Linked DNA regions of Homo sapiens: region 1 is linked to region 2. A link is a contact called in ENCODE Hi-C or POLR2A ChIA-PET data. All regions are on one chromosome and are shown on one strand. The core of a region is the stretch at or near the end of the contact, and the rest is flanking DNA. Distances in the headings are between cores, read along the strand shown. Region 1 holds the start of CAMTA2 (calmodulin binding transcription activator 2). Region 2 holds the start of ZNF232 (zinc finger protein 232).

Region 1 (6,971 bases), core at 2,448-4,947, 120 kb after region 2:
GAGTAGCCAAGGCCTTCCTCTTTAACAACTCTGCTTGCTAAATATTACCTTCTCTAACTATGAGGTATAAAGCAAGCTTGTCCAACCTGCGGCCTAGGATGGCTTTGAAGCAGTCCAACACAAATTCATAAACTTTCTTAAAACGTTGAGATTAGGCCGGGCACAATGGCTCACACCTGTAATCCCAGCACTTTGGGAGGCCGAGGCGGGTGGATCACCTGAGGTCAGGAGTTCAAGACCAGCCTGGCTAACATGGCAAAACCCCGTCTCTACTAAAAATACAAAATTGGCCGGGCGTGGTAGTGGGTGCCTGTAATCCCAGCTACTCGGGAGGCTGAGGCAGGAGAATCACTTGAACCCGGGAGGTGGAGGTTGCAGTGAGCCGAGATCGTGCCATTGCACTCCAGCCTGGGTGACAAGAGTGAAACGGTCTCAATAAATACATAAATAAAATAAAATATTATGAGATTTTTTGCAATTTTTTTTTTGAGACGGAGTTTCTCTCTTGTCACCCAAGCTGGAGTGCAATGGCGCGATTTCGACTCACTGCAACCTCCTCCTCCCGGGTTCAAGTGATTCTCCTGCCTCAGCCTCCCGAGTAGCTGGGATTACAGGTGCCCGCCACCACGCCTGGCTAATTTTTTGTGATTTTAGTAGAGACGGGGTTTCAACATGTTGGCCAGGCTGGTCTTGGACTCCAGACCTCAGGTGATCCACCCACATCAGCCTCCCAAAGTGCTGGGATTACAGGCATGAGCCACCACGCCCGGCCAGTGTTAGTGTACTTTATGTGTGGCCCAAGACAATTTTTCTTCTTCCAATGTGGCCCAGGAAGCCAAAAGATTGGACATCCCCGATATAGAGCTTAAACTCAGTGAGATCTGAGGGTCAAACTATAGCCAATCTCCACCCTCAACCCAGCTTCAATTTCCTTTCAAAGCAGAGGCCTTACCACCTTCTTCAGCTAAAGTGGTTAAGAGAGGACATGGCCCGAGGGAACCTGGGCAGCTTTATAGTCCCATGGAAAGATGGCCCCTGAATCCTTGGGATGAGTAGACTGCTGTAAGGGAAGAGCCAGACCCGAGCCTACCTTGTCCTCACCTCAGGTGTTCCAGGGTGGTCAGCCGATCTCCACCCCCAAGGTTGCCTTCCCAGAGCCTCAGACCCATGCCCCAGCGTTATGGAGATGTCTTCTGGAAGAACCTTAATCAAAGGCCCACGTGAGTAGAGGAGAAAATGGAAACTAACTGGATGTGGTCTTAACTGGATTAAACTACCATAAACCCATATAGCAATAGGCCCTAGTCTGCGGTTAATTTCCCACTGGCTGGTGGACATTGTAGCTCCTAATGACAGAAAGGAGGTCGGGAGAGATTATTAAAGAAGCAATATGGATGGACATGTCCCCTCTGCACTTATAGCCCCCTTTTTGTTCTTCACAGCCCCACTTGGCTGGAGGAGCAGCACATTCCACCCATGCTGGTAAGACAGACCCTCTGCCGTTTAACATTTCTCTGTTAAAATTGCACCCACTGCTGTCCTGTCCCAAGCTCTCCTTATTACCGCTTCCCTCTGTTATTCCCCAACCAGTGCACTGACCAGGCCTTCCTTTCTATGAATCAGTCATCATGTTTTCGAGATCACAGGGGTCTTCCCAAGACCCCAGACTCCCTACCTAGTTCAATCCAAGCTCCCTTGAGAGAGCCAGTTCTTCTTTCTAGCTCTTTTTCCCCATTCTCTGGCACAGAGAGCCACTGGTTGCTCCCAGCTTGGTCTGTATCCTCCTGAGCAGCTCCCACCCCCTGAAATGCTTTGGAGAAGAAAGAAGAGGAGGCCATGTTTGGAAGGAATGCAGCAGCAGGGCCTTGGGGGAGTCCCCGCCCGGGTGAGGGCTGTCACTTACCACCTGGAGGACCTAAGAAGGCGTCAGAGCATCATCAACGAGTAAGGAAGGGAGACATCTGGGTTCTGGGAGTCATGCAGGATTTGGGGGCAGAACAGTTTGAGCTAAGGAAGGGGTTGACAGCTTTGAGGGGAGGTTTGAGGGGAGCTTTGAGGGGAGGTTGCTTGGAAGGAAGCTGTGGGCTTTGGTGTGATTGAAACAGATTTCTGTAATATGGAAAGAAGGAGGGAACTGCAGTAAGGAGGATGAGCCACATGAGCTGGAAGGAGTGGAAACTAGATCACTGAAGACAGGAAAGCAAACCATAGAACTGGAGGACAGTGGGGAGGTTGGGGTCACCTCTGGGTTCCTAGACAATATGCTTCAGTCTGAGGGGAGCAGAAAATTGGGAGTGGAGGGTTAAAGGTCAAATGACAACTCCCTGGAGTCCCAGCAGGAAGTATTTCAGAACAGAAAGGTGAAGAATGGAGAGACAGGAAGCCTGGCCTCCAGGCACTTCTCTCCTCAGCCTAAAGTCTCCACAGACTGAAGAAGGCCCAGTGGGGCAGCTCTGGGGCTGCATCTGAGCCAGTGGTGCTTGGCGAAGAGGGCTGTGGATTCCCCAGCACCAATGAATACCCTGATCTGGAAGAGGAGAGAGCAACCTATCCACAGGAAGAGGACCGTTTTCTCACTCCTGGCAGGGCCCAGGTATTGTTGGAGTGGAACTGGGTGGAGTGAGGGAGTGATGTGGGTCTCTGGTCTTGCATGGAGATGCAGAAGCTGAGAGCCAGGCTGGAGAGCTGGATTTGAGAGAAACAAAAATAACGTAGGTGAGAACCAGAGACTTCGAGGTACCTAAGCTTGGGTACTAGGAAATCTGGAAAGAAGACCTACTTTTCCATTTTCTTTTTCAATTTCTCTCATCTTGACAGCTGCTTTGGTCTCCCTGGAGCCCCCTGGATCAGGAGGAGGCTTGTGCCTCCAGGCAGCTGCACTCTCTGGCCTCGTTCAGCACTGTCACAGCCAGAAGGAACCCCCTTCACAATCCCTGGGGGATGGAGTTGGCAGCGTCTGAAGAGTAAGGAGAAACCACCGATGCCGAGAGGCTAGTGGTGCCCCAGGGACCCAAGACTAGTTCCGTCACTAGAGTCACCCTCATTGCTGACATGAAGGCGTTTCCCCTTCCTTCGTCTCTCCAACTGCCTTTCCCATCCTCTGAACTAGGCATTAACAGCCCCCGTGGGCTCCCATCTCAACCCACCGCTCTCACAGGAGCACCCCAAGTCCTGTTTTCCTCCAGGCCCCGCTCCTGGCCTTGTATTCTCTCTGCTCTGTTATTAAAAAGCAAGCAAGTGGAGCCCGAGTTGTCTTTCTTCTTGGGATGCAGCGATGGAGAGGCCAATGGGGAAGGAGGGCTCCTTTCGCTTTCTCGAGGACCCAGCTACAATGAAGTCGGGCTGGGTCCCCAGACAAGGAGTCTTGTCCGAGGCGAGAAGGGTCCTGCTCCCAGTCCAGCGTTCCTCGCCCGGCCCCTCGGGTTCCAGCACTGGTGGGCTGCCCCCGCCCCGTTCTCTCGAACTGGGAGTCAGTCGGCCGAGCTTCCGCCTCCAGGACCCTGGAATCCTGCCCCTCAGTGCTGCTGCCCTTTTGGGGACTTCCCAGCAGTCTGTCCCTCGGCCTGGCTCAGAGCCCTAGAAGCCGAGTCCCTCTGCCCAGCGCCCCACCCAGAACTCCACGTGTGCTGACCCCAGGTTCCCTTCCTGACCCTCATCCCCTTAATTGGGAGGCCCCGCCCCGTGCGCAGTGACGTTAGACGCCGCTGTCAGCCGGCGCTGGGGGGGGTCGGTGTGGGGTAGAATGGCCGCTGCCGCCGTCACCCGCGGGACCCCGGGAGGTAAGAGCCAGGGCCTCTCGCCCGCCTCTCCGCCCCCGCGCCAGAGGGCGCAGCTCCTCCAGGTCCCGACGCGGAGCGCCGCGCCAGGGACCACCGTCCCTCTTCCCGGTTCGCCCTCACCTCCCGCTTCCGTCCTCCTCCCCCGCGCCAGGGGGCGCCGCTCACCGCAGGGCCCCACGGCGGACCAGCGCGTGCCGGGGACTGTCCCGGAGACCCCCGCACCCGGCACCTGCACTGTCCCTCGCCCACCGCGTGCCCGCGGACTCTGCTCCCGGCTTCTCCAGAACATCCCTCTATGCGGGCGGGACCCTCCCACCTCGGAGGTTCTCCTGGGACCACCACTCCGCCGGGGGGCCGCCCAGAGTGCCAAGCGTCCGATCCGGCGCCGCCCAAGTGCAGCCCAAGGACCCGCTCCCGCTCCGCACCCTGGCAGGCTGCCTAGCCAGGACTGCGCACCTGCGCCCTGGGGCGGAGTCCTTACCCCAACCCCAGCTTCACTGCACATAGCCGAGCCCGACGGGCCTCCTCCCATCTCCATCCTGGACACCTGGCGGAGCCCGTGCTGAGAGCCTCCGCCAGCTCCCATCTGTTCCCCGAGGAGGGCGGGGGGCTCAGGCTGGAGCCAGAGCGGTAGATGGGGTAGGCTAGGCCTGGAGGCCAGGGGAGGCAGAGGCGTTTGGGGAGAGGGAGCTACGTAGAGAGGGCTGTCAGCCGGAGGGTGGGTTGTCCTGAGGGTGGGAATCTGGGTGTCTGGCCCAGATTCTATCAGGTCCTAACCAACCTGGAGGAGAGAATAGGTTAGGTTCAGTTATCAGATCTGCCCTTCCCCTTGGAAAAATCAAACAGAGAAGGAACTCAGGGCGTGTCTTCTAAAGGCCTAGCTTCTACCGGAGGTAGAATCTCCTGCCCTGCCCCCAGGATCCAGGCTCTCTTGCCAAACCATCCTCCAAGGACCGGATGGCCTGAGTCCCAACCCCCAGGACCTGACCCAACCATAGCCCCAGTCTGTGCAAAAGCTCAAGGTTTAGGGCCTCTGAGGCCCAAGCCCTGCCAGTCTTCTCCCCGCTCCCCCACCCCAACCCATTTCTTCCTGCTCACTCTTCCTGTCCAGTCTGCTCACTCATATTGGCTCCGGGCACTGTGTGTTGTTCTCTCTTCTACTGTCACATCACAGTCAGCCCCTCCCTCCCTTTCCTCATCCTTCCCAGATACTATGACCCAGTTCTATACCCACTCCCTACCTCATACTTCTCATCCTGGATTAATGTGGGGGCTTCTGCCATGACCTTGTTCTCTCCCTTCCCAGCACAGACTCCCCCTCCCCCCGGCCCCTCAGGCCGGGGGTGACCTTGCCCCCTGGAGCCCTCACCATGAATACCAAGGACACCACCGAGGTTGCTGGTAAGTTCACAAACCAGGTTCCCAATGTGGCCACAGCCTTTCGTTCTCCCCACGCTTTAGTGGCCCTCTAATTCTTGGATTTTCTGTTCTCCTTAGTGAGGTTTCAGTTTTCCCCAGTGCTCTGTATTGCCTTCAGCCCTTTCCCCTTGGACTATCACAGGGATGCCCCAGGGTAGCACACTAAACCCTCCCTTCTAATTCCCTTTAGAAAACAGCCACCACCTGAAGATCTTTCTCCCCAAGAAGCTGCTGGAGTGTCTTCCTCGCTGCCCGCTGCTGCCTCCAGAGAGGCTACGGTGGAATACAAATGAGGTTTTCTAGGGAGGCTGGGGGTTGGGGCCCAGCAAGACCTAGTAGGCTGGAGGAGGGTGAGTGGGGGGTCTTTCCGTGTCTGTCAACACTCCTAAGTGCAGAGCACCATTCTAAGCTCTTTGGGGATCCTAGGAGAGGTATAAAAACATGGATCTTGGCCGGGCATGGTGGCTCATGCCTGTAATCCCAGCACTTTGGGAGGCTGAGGCGGGTGGATCATCTGAGGTCAGGAGTTCAAGACCAGCCTGGCAAACATGGTGGAACCCCGTCTCTACTAAAAATACAAAAAGCAGCCAGGCGTGGTGATGTACGCCTGTAATCCCAGCTACTCGAGAGGCTGAGGCGGGAGAATTACTTGAGCCAGGGAGGCGGAGGCTGCAGTGAGCTGAGATCACGCCACTGCACTCCAGCCTGGGTGACAGAGTGAGACTCCGTCTCAAAAACAAAAACAAAAAGACATGGATCTTGAAGGAGCCCTCTTTTCTGTGGCATAGCCACCTGGGTAAAAACAAAAGCTACTGCCAGTAAAGTATTCCTTACATACTGGGCACCGTGCTAAACATTTGGCCTGCCTTGTCTCATTTAATCCTCTAACGGTTCTATAGAGCAAGCCCTGTTATTGCTCCTATGTTATTGATGAGGAAACTGATTTACCTCATAGTTTATCTAACTTACTCCAGGGCCTTTTTTTTTGAGACGGAGTCTCGCTCTTGTTGCCCAGGCTGGAGTACAATGGCGCGATCTTGGCTCACTGCAACCCCCGCCTCCTGGATTCAAGTGATTCCCCTGCCTCAGCCTCCCAAGTAGCTGGGATTACAGGCATGTGCCTCCACGCCCGGCTAATTTTTGTTTGTTTTTTTTTTGAGATGGAGTCTCGCTCTGTCGCCCAGGCTGGAGTGCAGTGGCGCGATCTCGGCTCACTGCAAGCTCTGCCTCCCAGGTTTACGCCATTCTCCTGCCTCAGCCTCCGGAGTAGCTGGGACTACAGGCACGCCACCACACCTGGCTAATTTTTGTATTTTTAGTAGAGATGGGGTTTCACTATGTTGGCCAGGCTGGTCTCGAACTCTAGACCTAGTGATCCGCCCATCTCGGCCTCCTACAGTGCTAGGATTACAGGCATGAGCCACCACGCCCGGCTGGAACCTTTGTTATTAACCACCACTGATACTGGCTCTTTCTGGAGGAGGCACAGTCCTTGTGTTACACATTTTCTGTATTCTGCATACTTACTGCCTTGTATGTAGTTGGTTGTTGATATTTATCAATTTGATGTCAGAAGAGGACTGTCAGTAAAACGATGCGTGTATGTGTGTATGTGTGATTGTTGTAAGTGCTATAGAGCGTTTAGGAAGGTCCAGTGTGGTCAGCAGGGCTTCATGGAGCATCTGAAAAGGGGTTTGGTTTATAGAATGGCTATGATTTCCAGATATGGAGAGGTGTGCACATGGTACCTGCCTTGTAGGGCACTAACATGCA
Region 2 (6,462 bases), core at 3,670-6,169:
CTGTTTTATACATAAGAAACTACGCTCTAGAAAGGCAAATTTGCCCAAAGACTCACAACTAGTAAGTGAAGAAACGAATTCAAATTCCGGTCGGCCCGACTCGAAAGCGGTCTTGGCGGTACAGTCTTGGGTCTCCCAGTTCCTTCCTGTTCAGGCCTCACGTATCTGCCCGCCTTTCCTGACAGACCCCTGGTGAGGGTCTAGTGCCTCCACGGGCCACGGCCATCGTAAGGCAGCAACTGTAACTTGTCGCCCGCCCCACTAGGCTGAGCTCTTCCCGGACAGGCACTGGCCTTTTCCCTTTCGTCGGCTCAGTGACTCCAGGTAGACGCCCCTCAGACACCACACGAGACGGCGGCTCACATGGGCCAGAAGTGTTTCCCCTCTCCCCCAGCGGCTTGTCTAGGAAAACATGAGGACTCGGTTCGACTCGATGGTGCGGGCCTAAGCCCCGGGAAGCCGGGAGTGGTGAGGCGGGCCGCCGGGAGCGGGGCCGGGAGTGGTGAGGGGGGCCGCCCGGAGCGGGGCCGGGAGTGGCGTCGAGCAGAGAGCCCGCAGGCGGGAAGTCCTCTCAATGAGCGTCTCGAGCGCTGCCCGCGGCCCCTCCTGACTGCTAGTTGGAGCGGGGACAGCATGGGCGCGGCCGCCAAGGTAGCGTCGAGTGAGGGGAAGACTGATGGGCGCCTGGAGACGAGCTCCCACAGCGGCCACGCATTTGGAGCTGGGCGTCGGGGCCCGCCCGTCCCGCCGCGCCGCTAGCTGTCCCCTCTGCCTGGCCTCCGTGCCTTGCGCCCCTTTGTGCCGTCCAGCCCTACAGCTTTGAGGCCCTTTCGGCGCACGCACCCCGCCCCGATCCCCCGGCGCTATCCCAGCCTTGACGGCCGGGGAGGCTTTCCCTAGCCCGGCGCCTCGAGGACCGCCTCAGTGGCCAAAGGCGGCGCGGGGTGCGCCCGGGCTGTGTCCCCGGGAGGCTGGACCGCCAGTCCGCGCATGAGGCCATCTGTGAGGCACGAGTGCAGGAGAGTGAAGGAGACCGGGGCGTGCTGAGTAGGGACCTCCCTCAGTGACTGGAAGGTTATTCATGGGGCCTTCTGACACTCTAAAAACGAAATTTCTCCGGGGTTTGATGAGTATCAGGGTGGTGGCTTCTTGAGTTTTGAGCAGGCATCACAAATCAATCCCTCTGGAATACAGAACTGCCTCTGTTCCGTTTTGGGTTTTGTGTGTGTGTGTGTGTGTGTTTTTGGAGACGGAGTCTTGCTCTGTTGCCCAAGCCGGAGTGCAGTGGCGCCATCTCGGCTCACTGTAACCTCCGCCTCCCGGGTTAAAGCTGTTGTCCCGCCTCAGCCTCCCGAGTAGCTGGGATTACAGGCGCCCCCCACCACGCCAGGCTAATTTTGTATTTTTAGTAGAGAGAGGGTTTCACCATGTTGGCCAGGCTGGTCTTGAACTCCTGACCTCAGGTGATCCACTGGCCTCGGCCTCGCAAAGTGCTGGAATTACAGGCACGACCCACCACATCCGGCCCTCTGTTCCTTGTTTCGAAATAACTCAATTAAAAGTCAGAGGCTCACTGGCCACATCTCCTTCCACCCACCCACCGCCCCACCCCCCAAAAGATGCCTCTAGCAAATAAAATGAGACGTCCTGATGCCTTCCTGGCTCGTTCCAGAATTTTTAGCTTTGACTTTTGACGTGGGGTCCTTCTACCTAAAGTCCCCGCCGTCACATCAGCCCCCAGTTTTCCTCTGTCTTAGCTCGGGCTGCCGTAACAAAATACCATAGACTGGATGCCAGACAACAGAAATTTATTTTCTCAGTTTTGGAGGCTGCAAGGCTGTGACCAGGGCCCAACATGGTCAGGTTCTGGTGAGAGCTCCCTGGCTGCCTTCTCACAGGGTCCTCACATGGCAGAGAGAGAGGGACCCAAAGCCCTCTGGTGTCTTTTTTGTTTGTTTGTTATTTTTTGGGACGGAGTCTCACACTGCTGCCAGGCTGGAGTGCAGTGGCCCGATCTCGGCTCACTGCAACCTCCACCTCCCAGGTTCAAGTAATTCTCCAGCCCCAGCCTCCCAATTAGCTGGGATTACAGGCACCCACCACCACACCCGGCTAATTTTTGTATTTTTAGTAGAGAGGGGCTTTCACCATGCTGGCCAGGCTGGTCTCGAACTCCTGAGCCCAGCTGATCCACCCGCCTCGGTTTCCCAAAGTGCTGGGATTACAGGCGTGAGCCACTGCGCCTGGCCAGAACTCAGTCCTTACAGAACATCAGAGAATCCATACAAGGTGAGAGAGAGGCCTTATAAATGCATTGGGTGTGGGAAAGATTTGAAGGGGAGCTCACAACTTATTCAGCATCAAAGAATTCACAGTGGAAAGAAACTTTGTGAATGCAATGAATGTTCAAAGACTTGTAATCAGAGCTCACACTTTATTCGACATCATAGAATTCATAGTGGAGAAAAGCCCTATGAATGTGACAAGCATGGGAAAGCCTTCAGATGGAGCTCAGACCTTGTGAGGCATCTGGAAATTCATATTGGAGATAAAGTTTTGGAATGTAGCGAGCGTGGAAGAATTTTCAATCAGAGCTCAGGTCTAATGCAGCACCAAAGAAACCATACAGAATCATAACCCTAGGAAGACAGTAATGATAAAGATGTCAGTATGTACATATAGGAAGAGAGAAGGAGAGTTTGTTTTTGTCCTAACTATTTGGAAAATTGTAAGCTTCCTAAGAGCAATTTTCATCTGATTCAGTGTATAGTACTTAGTCTCAGGTCATGTGCAGATATGTCCTTCCCAAATGCTTACCACAAGATAAATCAGAAATCTTGACTGGAATAAGCTTCTAGTTCCTTTGCTTTATCATGAGAGGTTCCACACCACAGGAAAATCTTGTAAATGGTGGAAGCTGCATAAAGCACCATCATCATCACAAAATGGTGTCCTTGTGTGTCCTGTTTAGCAGCACCGAGAATCTAATAGCTTTCCCCTTGTCTGTTTTTCCTTACTATGAATTGTGCCAGGGGAACAGTAAAATGGGTATGATATCCTGAACTCTAGGGTGGATGTCTTTCTGGGACAGAATCTAATCCAAAAGTCTGCAAATGGACTTGAGGTTTTCACATTAGTATAAATGTCAATATGTAGTTTAGGGAATTTGCCTTATTCCTCCATTCCTAGCAAAATTAGATACAGAAGCAGCTAATTAAATCAGGAAAAGGAAACTGACAGTAAGTCATAGGACCCATTGTCTTCTCTCATGTAAAAGTAGAAGTTGTGATTCAATCTGTTCTGTAGGATTTAAAAGTATAATGGCACATTGAAGTTTGACATACTGAAATTCAGGCTCTGTCAATTTCATCTCTGTAACCTTTATTGTTTCTGAGTCTTGAGTTTTCTCATCTGTAAAATCAAGATAATGACATTAATACAATCCCTTGTGGAGCAACTGTGAAGACTAAATAAGACAATTTCATTAAGTTCCTGGCATAGTTCTAGACACGTAGTAGACATTCAACAAATGATAACTATTTTTATCCATAGCTCCTACGTGCAGTAATTATCAATGGCACTTTGAAGGAAAAAAGATAATATATCCCCCAGCCATGGGGGTGTCAATGCGCATTTTCAAGGATACTATATCTTGGAGAAACAAATTTAATAATCTGAGAATCTGAGAACTGTTACTATGGTACTACACAGTTGAACAACAATTTTTCTTGGAGAGACTAGGATTAAGCTATTTTATAAAAGTATTGAGAGACTGGATCAATCAATATCCTGCAAAATTGATAGTGAGATAAATTTATTTTTAATTAATTTTTTTTTTGAGACGGAGTCTCACTCTGTCGCCCAGGCTAGAGTGCAGTGGCACAATCTCAGCTTATTGCAACCTCTGCCTCCCGGGTTCAAACGATTCTCCTGCCTCCTGAGTAGTGGGGACTACAGGCGCCCGCCACCACGCCCAGCTAACCTTTTTGTATTTTTAATAGAGACAGGGTTTCACCATGTTGGCCACCATGTCTCAAAAAAAAAATAAAAAATAATCGGCCGGGCGCCTGTAAACCCAGCACTTTGGGAGGCCGAGACGGGCGGATCACGAGGTCAGGAGATCGAGACCATCCTGGCTAATATGGTGAAACGCCGTGTCTCCTACCAAAAAAAAAAAATTAGCCGGGCGTGGTGGCGGGCGCCTCTAGTCCCAGCTACTCAGGAGGCTGAGGCAGGAGAATGGCGTGAACCCGGGAGGCGGAGCTTGCAGTGAGCCAAGATCGCGCCACTGCACTCCAGCCTGGGCGACAGAGCAAGACTCCGTCTCAAATAAATAAATAAAATAAAAAATAACAACAACAAAAAAACACCAACCCCTATTTCCCCCATCGCAATAAAATTAACCTTAGAATTCTTTTTTCTCCTCCCCTCCCCCTACGCCCCAGGAATTGTACAGGCTAGTGGTTGGGGAATATTTTTTCGTGGAAGGGACCGTCTTCCTTAGCTGTGGCCCTCTCATCAGGTCTGGGAAGAGGTAATTGGAAAATAGAACTCATGGAGAAGTGTTACCACAGGCCATGGACAAGGCCAGAATTTCCCTGACATCTGTCCGCCAGCACCGCCCTTCAGGTACAATTCCACAAGAGACCCCCCAAACTTGATGAAGTCACCCGCTTACAAGGGCTCACTCTCCACCTGCGCAAGGACTGCAATTCCCAGGGGCCTCCAGGGCACCCGGCCGCTCCAGTCCAGTCGTGCAGGCGGCGCGCTCTTTCTCGCTCCGCTCAAGTCCAGGAACCGGTTCCCGGGCTCCCAGCCTCTCGGCAGCGCCCACGCGCCTGGGCCAAAGTCCGCGAACGGAAGCCGGCGGCGAGGAGGATTCTGGGAGTTGGAGGCCGAGGCTGCGACCTGCGCAGGCGCAAACCTGCCCCTGGGGTGAGGGCTGTAAGTGGCGCGATTCGCGGCAGCGCCCCGATGGAACCTCCTGGTCCTGTGAGGTGAGTGTTGGCGGCGGCTTCCCCGAGGTCCACCTGGCGGCTTGGCTTTTGCCCGTCCCGCAGGCAGCGGCGGCTCTGCAGTGAGCAGGCCTGGCAGGCAGCTCCGCGGTTGTGTGTGGAGAGGGGTTTGGGTTGCCCGTGGTGCCCGCGCTGCGCTACCTGCGTTGCGTCGCGTCACGTGCCGTGGAGGGGGGTCTTGATGTTCCTCTTCTCTTTTCTCGAGACCCTTGGGTAGGGAGTGAAGGGTGGGAAGGGGAGTTGTACCTGGCCTGGACGACAGCCCCCTCCCCGGGCGGGCACCTGCCCGAGGCCGGGGTAGAGAAGTTTTGCTGGGGCCAGCGGCGCCGGGCATCACCCTGGGAGACGCGAGCTCCGCGTTTTTCCTCGCGCCTCCTTTGTCTTAGGCCAGCGGTCCCCCTTTGTGCTCCTTTCGTGGCCTCTGATGCGTTCCACCTCCTTCCCTGTGTGAAAGGAAAATAAAATCTCAGGACCCCAAACTTACTATGACAAAGGGAAAAGTTAAGCTTGGAAACTGAGTCACGGAAAAAAACTGCTTTTCCTTTTGTTCCTAAACCGATAGCTGCAAGATAGAAAGCAACATATGCCCCCAGGTGGCCTCCCTCACCCTGGCAATGGAAACGAACAGCCGAGCTTCACCGGACAAGACTAGAAATCGTTCCTCCACCCACCCAGAGACAAAGCATATTTGACTTCTTCCTCTACTGTATGTCTACCTTATCTTGTGTAAAATGCAGATTTACTGAGCACGAGACAAATTCATAATTGACTTCCTCTTTTCACGTGCAACATGTGGATTCAGTGAGCTCTAATCAAATCCTCACAAGAATGTGGCCACTTACCTCACCACATACCCTCCCTCTTCTCTCCTCCTTCCCCTCCTGCCAGCTTTCTCCCCATTAAATTGAAGCCCTCAAAACCCTCTTTGGTAAAAGTGCGAGCCACGGATCCTACTGTGGCTTGTGTGTCTTTTTCCTGGGTGCATCCTCAACCTTAGCAAAATAACCCCTAAATTGGTTGAGACCTATCTCAGATGCTTTTTTGGTTTACACCTGTTAGATTTCCTTGACGCAGGCCACTGTACCCGAGACTTGTTCATAGCTGCCCCTTAATAGGGCTTTGGCATTTGAATGAGATCCAGCTCCTTAAAGGGGACTTATATTTTTCTTTTGCTGTAGCTACTACTTCAGAAATTTTTGAAAGCAGGGAGGAGCCATCTCAGAGGAGGCTGCCTCCCCAACACATTCCACCTTGCACTGAAAGCTGCTCGGCTCTGGGCTCTGCATCTGGAAACTTGGGTTTTGCTTCAAACTTATTTCTTCCAATAGTCATTTCTTCCCATAGGCCCCCAGAACTTTTTTTTTCTTGATACATTTTTCCTGTCAATGGCATTTAATTAGTTGTATTATAGAAAACCACTTTACATCCCCGTTTCTACCACGGTGCA

The links. A loop is a pair of places that touch in the nucleus more often than their neighbours do. ChIA-PET counts read pairs that join two places held with the same protein, here RNA polymerase II (POLR2A). Pooled maps may share reads with other maps.
Region 1: a map of B cell shows a loop between it and region 2 (3-fold over the local background). The contact joins the promoter of CAMTA2 here to the promoter of ZNF232 in region 2. A Hi-C loop is called at or near these places in 5 of 168 maps with a recorded cell type or tissue (B cell, CD8-positive, alpha-beta T cell, dorsolateral prefrontal cortex and 1 more), 5 of 37 single-sample maps with no recorded cell type and 14 of 50 pooled maps. POLR2A ChIA-PET finds 5 or more read pairs at or near these places in 5 of 52 experiments (A549, CD4-positive, alpha-beta memory T cell, HEK293 and 2 more).

Annotation. Positions count from the first base shown.
Region 1 is chr17:4,984,401-4,991,371 of GRCh38, reverse strand. CAMTA2 (calmodulin binding transcription activator 2) reads left to right here and starts at 3,697. Exons shown (of 23, transcript NM_015099.4): 1 at 3,697-3,779; 2 at 5,086-5,180; 3 at 5,389-5,492. The coding sequence starts at 5,150. It overlaps INCA1 (inhibitor of CDK, cyclin A1 interacting protein 1), which reads left to right. Exons shown (of 7, transcript NM_001394789.1): 3 at 1,107-1,220; 4 at 1,443-1,482; 5 at 1,748-1,944; 6 at 2,428-2,593; 7 at 2,818-3,242. The coding sequence ends at 2,967. It overlaps CAMTA2-AS1 (CAMTA2 antisense RNA 1), which reads right to left and starts at 3,628. Exons shown (of 3, transcript NR_187235.1): 1 at 3,147-3,628; 2 at 2,780-2,956; 3 at 1,427-2,685. RefSeq lists a silencer at 3,678-4,217.
Region 2 is chr17:5,110,335-5,116,796 of GRCh38, reverse strand. ZNF232 (zinc finger protein 232) reads left to right here and starts at 4,919. Exons shown (of 4, transcript NM_014519.6): 1 at 4,919-4,997. The coding sequence starts at 4,975. It overlaps ZNF232-AS1 (ZNF232 antisense RNA 1), which reads right to left and starts at 4,862. Exons shown (of 3, transcript NR_135658.1): 1 at 4,696-4,862; 2 at 3,345-3,411; 3 at 2,415-2,639. It overlaps USP6 (ubiquitin specific peptidase 6), which reads right to left and starts at 765. Exons shown (of 38, transcript NM_001304284.2): 1 at 57-765. RefSeq lists an enhancer at 4,559-4,608.